Linked DNA regions of Mus musculus: region 2 is linked to region 1. Evidence: chromatin loops called from intact Hi-C (ENCODE). Cell type or tissue: left cerebral cortex. All regions are shown on one strand. Links, peaks and the distances in the headings refer to the core of each region. The heading gives the core; the rest is flanking DNA.

What was found. A loop is a pair of places that touch in the nucleus more often than their neighbours do. Peaks named below come from ENCODE experiments on the same cell type or tissue, not always from the same donor. Only the 100,000 strongest peaks of a DNase experiment are listed, where the experiment ranks them.
Region 2: a loop joins it to region 1, with 1.9 times the contacts of the local background. A loop is called at or near these places in 2 of 42 quality-filtered maps.

The regions. Positions count from the first base shown.
Region 1 is chr2:172,313,285-172,316,199 of GRCm38, forward strand. No RefSeq gene overlaps it. Among named protein-coding and RNA genes, the nearest start is that of Gm14273, 9.6 kb to the right of the region's middle. In left cerebral cortex, for the core only: no CTCF peak of the experiment used is centred there; no DNase peak of the experiment used is centred there.
Region 2 is chr2:172,262,447-172,265,361 of GRCm38, forward strand. It overlaps Gm40007 (a long non-coding RNA gene), which reads right to left. Exons shown (of 3, transcript XR_867058.1): 2 at 2,063-2,287; 3 at 683-1,028. Among named protein-coding and RNA genes, the nearest start is that of Gm40007, 12 kb to the right of the region's middle. In left cerebral cortex, for the core only: no CTCF peak of the experiment used is centred there; a DNase peak (open chromatin) is centred at 1,551.

The DNA of each region.
Region 1 (2,915 bases), core at 155-2,654:
TAATGCATGCTTCAATACACAAAGTTTATTCCAAATGGCAGCATCCTAAATCAGATAGCTGTCTCTCTGTCAGAGTCTGTCCTTCCTACCTGTGCAAAGTCAGCTTTCATTATTAAACTACTCTCTCCTAAGAACAGAGAGTATAAATTAATGGTAGGGTATCTGAATACACATATACACATTCATACACACCTGTATACACATGAACAAACACATGAACATGCACACACGGGGGGGGGAGAGGGAGAGATTTTATTTAATAACCAGTATACAACCATTTGTCATTTCCAGAAATATGCTTCCATAGTAAAAACACCACAGACTGAGAATCAAAGCCTAGAAAATAGTACATAAAACAAATAGAATCCAAAGACAAGTTGGCATAGTAATTCTGATATTTGATAACATAGACTTCAGATGAAAATTAGTCAGAAAAAAATAAAGTCACTTGTGATGGTGAGCTTTGATTGTCAATTTAACACAACCTAGCATCATCTTGGGAGAGAATTACTGAACGATTGTCTACACTGAGTTGGCTTCTGTGAGTGTCTGTAGGGGATCACTTTAATTAATTGATGTAGGAAGACTCAGTTCACTGTGGGCGACACCATTCCCTAAGTAGGAGATCCTGAACTGAGTATGAGTGGAGAAGTCAAGCTGAACTCAAGCGTGTGCATATGTGCATGTGTGCGTACACGTGTCTATGTGTCTCTGTGTGTGCATGCATGTGTGTGAATTTAATATTTATTTATTCCTTTGTTTGTTTGATGAGTTTGGGGCATTGGTAGTTAACATGGGAAGAGTTGGAAGGAGGAAAGGAGAGAAAAATGATGCACTTATATTTTAATTTCAAAGTTTTTTTTTTTTACTGTAAGGACATGAGCAACTGCTTCTGACATGAGATCAGCAAGTCAAAAGCGACAGAGCCCAGCTGACACTGGGTTATATCACCTCTTGTTGTGAGAAAAGTCTTCCTGGACATTGTAGGAGGTCCCTGGTATTCCTGCCCTGTACTTGCTAGAAGCCAGTATAACTTCTTTAATACCTTATCCCCAGATGTTCCAACCACACACGCCCAGTACAGGGTCAAGGTCATCTTCTCCTCTACCTCTCACTCCTTGAAGACTTCAAAGTTCTCTGTGTTAGTGTGATATGTGTTAGTTTGTATATATGCTCAGCCCAGGGACTGGCACTATTAGAAGGTCTGGCCTCTGGCCCAGTTGGAGTAGATGTGTCCTGTGGGTGTGGAACCCTCATCCTAGCTGCCTGGAAGCCAGTCTTCTCCTAGCAGCCTTCAGATGAAGATGCAGAACTCTCAGCTCCTCCTGCACCAGGCCTGCCTGGATGCTGCCATGTTCCCATCTTGATGATAATGGACTGAACCTCTGAACCTGTAAGCCAGCCCCAGTTAAATGTTGTCGTCATAAGAGTTGCCTTGGTCATGGTATCTGTTCACAGCCATAAAACCCTCACTAAGAAACTTAGCTACTTTCTCTCATTGCTGTGGCAAAGTTCCTGACAAAAGCAACTAAAGCAACAAAGGATTGGTTTGAGTTCACGGTTTGAGGTGTGTCTTAGTTAGGGGTTCTATTGCTGTGAAGGGACACCATGACCATGACAACTCCTATAAAGGGAAACATTGACATGGGGCTGGCTTACAGTTTCAGTCCATTATTGTCGTGATAGGAGCACATCATCATATAAGCGGACATGGTGCTAAGAAGGAGCTGAGAGTTCTACATCTGCATTGGCAGGCAGCAGGAAGCAACTGTGAGCCACTGAGTCTCGCCTTGAGCTCCTGAGACCTCAAGGCCTGTCCCCCCAGTGACACAGTTCTCCAACAAAACCACACCCACTCCAACAAGGCCACACCTCCTAATAGTGCCACTCCCTATGTGCCAAGAATTCAAACACATTAGTGGGGAGGGGGGGAGGGATACCTATTCAAACCACCACAAGGGTGACACATGGTATCACATGTGACACGTGAGGCAGCTGGTCACGTGACATCCACAGTCAGGAAGCAGACAGAGGTGAATGCTGGGGCTCAGCCCGCTTCCATTTTGATTTTTGTTTTATTCAGTGTGTGACCCCAGCTTATGGAATAGTACCACATTCAAGATGGGTTCCTCCATGAAGTATCTCTGAAAACTTCCTCGTGGAGCCACACAGAGCTGTCCACTAGCGAGTCTAAACCCAGTCAAATTGATGGAGAATTTAGCATCATGGTACGACAGAGTCTAACCCTTAATGGCACATTCTCAGAGTTGCAAGAATGTTTAGCTGGAACAAGGAAATATATCACCAATGTGCTCTGTTTGCCGTCCTGTCCTGTATAAAACTGATAAACTCTGTTTCTGGAGAAATAGAGAAGGAAAGAGGACCCAGCAGGTCTCCACAAGACAATTCTGGCTTCAGACACCCATGGGGCCGGGGGAAGGCCCTGAAATTGAAGCTGAAGAAACTACCGTGTGATGGACTACATGCTTTAACCAAGCCGTCTTCCTGGAACATCACGTGGTAGTTTCAAACTGAGGTACCAGGCACACACGTGGTCCATAGACACAATGCAGACAAAACATCCATATGCATACTTTAAAAAAAAAGAACTTTAAGAGAGAAGCATGGAACTCTCTCTCTCCCCCACCCTGTGTGTGTGCATGTGTGCACATGCTTGTGTGTGTATGTGTGTGTACATGTTTGTGAGTGTGTGTGATTATGCATGTGGTATGCATATGTGCGTGTGCATGTGTGTTTATCTGGATTGTGTGTGTGTGTGCTCTGTATGTGTGTTATGTCTGTGTGTGCATGTGTGTTGTGTCTGTTTGTATGTGTGTATGTAAGTGTGCATGTGTTTATGCGTGTGCATGTGTATATGCATGTACATGTGTATGTGCATTGTGTATGTGTATGTG
Region 2 (2,915 bases), core at 123-2,622, 51 kb before region 1:
GACCTGGCCGGTAGCTGAGGAGGGCATAGAAGTCCCTGATGATCTGTTTTGCTAAATAGATATTGTAGCTGCCAGTGGCTACATGAACTGGGTTCCTGAAAGGAAAGCTGGGGCTGTATGGGACGGACGGTGAGAAAAGAAGGAGACCAAGATGAGTTTCTGATCAAGGCCCAATGTTTTACTTTTTGAGTCTGAACTTTAAGGGGGGGCATCCCTCACCACGCCAGGATCTCATGGTTTGTCAGAATCTCCCTGGGACAACAAGCTCAGGCTGCTCAGCAGGTAGGAGCTTCTTGCAGGAAGCTGACAGACAGCAAACTTTACTTAGGTCGGAAGCCCTAGGAGAGCTGGCCCAATGCGGCAAAAAACAAGGTCTGATTCAGCTGGCTCAAGGCTGGGGGAGGGCACAAGCTATAATATGACTAAAAAGGAATGAGGAGGGAAGAGAGGGAAGAAGGAGGAAGGGGTAAGGGAGGAAGGAAGGGAGGGAGGGAGAGAGGGAAGGAGGGAAGGAGGGAAGGAGGGAGGGAAGGAGGGAAGGAAGGAAAGGAGGGAGGAGGCAGGGAGGGAGGGAGGGAGGGAGGGAGGAAGGAAGGAAGGAAGGAAGGAAGGAAGGAAGGAAGGAAGGAAGGAAGGAAGGAAAGGAGGAGGAAGGAAGGAAGGAAGGAAGGAAGGAAGGAAGGAAGGAAGGAAGGAAGGAAGGAAGGAAGGATAGATTATACAAAGAAGTCAACCTCTGGCTCTTGGCTTCATCTCTGTAAAAACCGTAGAATGGAACTGCACGCATTCCATGGTCTACAACCCAAGAGCTGGGTTTAAATAAAGAACGCGGGGCTCCACTTCAGTTAAACCCCAAGGTGCTTAGTCAAGGAGACTGAGCTGAGTCAGCAGGTTCTCCCGTGCAGGTATGCGTCCTTCAGCGTGTACATTAGGAGATAACACAGTCATTCTATGACAGTCATTCTATGTGGTTTGTGCTGTGGAGGTGTGGGATAAATGGCCTTCATCTTCTGGCAGCCTTGATGGGCCTGAAAGAGGAAGCAGAATTATCACTTTTACAAAGAAACAGTCATGTCCTCAGGTTACACTCAGTACACATGAACTCAGGCCATGACACCCAGCCCAGTCCCTGAGGCCAGAAGCACCTTGGCTCTATTTAAGTGGCTCAGTTAATGATACAGCAGCCCAACCCACCCTCAAACCTTCATGTCCACCCAGAACGTTCTGTATCTGTCAGCGTCTTTAAAGATGTAATTATGTTTATATGCTCAAAAGGAATCCACTCCTTATAAGAAACGTCCTTGGTGGAACACAGTCGGGGGAGACATGGACAAGGTGATCCTCGGAAAGAGGCCAGCCAGACAGAGGGACACAGTGTCTCTCAGAAAGAGGCCAGACAGACAGACAGAGGGCACAGGTTGAAGCAGCACCGTGGCGAGCCAAGCACCGATGACCACACCAGAGGCCAGAACCTCAATTTCAGATTTCTGCCTCCTGCGCTGTGTTGCTTTGAGCAACCAGATTGTAGGACTTTGTCCCCCAGGAAATCAATACAGTTGAGTTAGAAGGAGAATGTGTGTCATGCCAAGAATAGGCAGGAGAGAGTGGGAGATGGACAGGAGGAGTTGGAGGACAAGATAGGACGTGGAAGGAAGGAAAGGAAAACTGCAGTGGTTAGTACAGACTGTCAAACTGATAGGATACACAATCATGTCGAAGGAAAACTCCTGGGCACACCTGCAGGGGACTGTCAAGATTGGGCTAATTGAGGTAGAGAGTTCTACTGTCCTTGTGGCATCATTTCATGGACTGAGACCCTGGACTGAATAAAGGGGAGGAAGTGAGCTGGTACCAGCATTCCACACCCTCACCCCCATTCCAGGTACAGTGTCACCAGCTGTCTCACAACTCTATCCACAGAGACCTCTGTGCCAGGACAGACTGTAGCCCTTGCAAGGGTGAACTAGAATAAACCCTTCCTTCCTTACGCTGTTTTGTCAGGCACTTCATGCACAACAAGAGACATGATGAAGACAGCACCCAAGCCAGCAGTTCTACATACATGTAAGTCCCACAGTGGCAGGGACTAGTGCTTCCCACTGGGAACTGTGTCTGTTGCAGACATGTGTGGCACCATCTCAGGACACTTGGATGGACGGTGCAGCTTTCTCCATTTCTTTAGTCTTCTCAACAACACGGAAACCGTCCTTGCTGTATTGATACTGAGTCTGGGGCTCAGGAAGGCAGTTAGTCAGGTCCACATACCCGAAGGATGCACAGGGCTGAGCTGGAAGTCCGAGCAGTTTCCACCATGGCACATTAGTAAGACAAGAGGACCCTGTTCATCTTAGAAAACAAACTCTGAGCTGGGTAAGGTGGTTCATGCCTGTAATCCCAGCACTTGAAGAAAGGAGGCAGGAGGATCACTGTCATCCAAGGCTAGCCTCGGCTACCTAGTGAGTTCCATGCCGGCATGGACTGAAGTTCAACCCTTCAGTGGTTAATATTGTCAATTTGAAAGATTCTACAATCACCAAGGAGATAAGCCGAAAGGCTGGTATATGAGGAATTTTCCATATTAGGTTAAATGGAATAGGAAAATCCACCCTGAACTGGGGCAGCACCATTCCTTGGGCTGAGACTCCAGTCTGAATACAAAAGAAGAAAATGAGCGATGTGTCAGTGTACATCACGTTGTGTCCCCTGGCCCCACCCCACACTCCAACTGCGAATGGACTATGGGGGAACTGCCTCGTCTTCCTGCCTCCCTGACTTCCCTGTGCTGATGGACTGTGTCCCCTCAAAGCACAAGCCCACCCCAACTAATTTTCACCAGGCACTTTGTCATGGTAATAAGAAAAGCAGACCCTGTCTCAGAAAACACAAAGGACAAAAGCCCCAGAGCGGAGCTATGG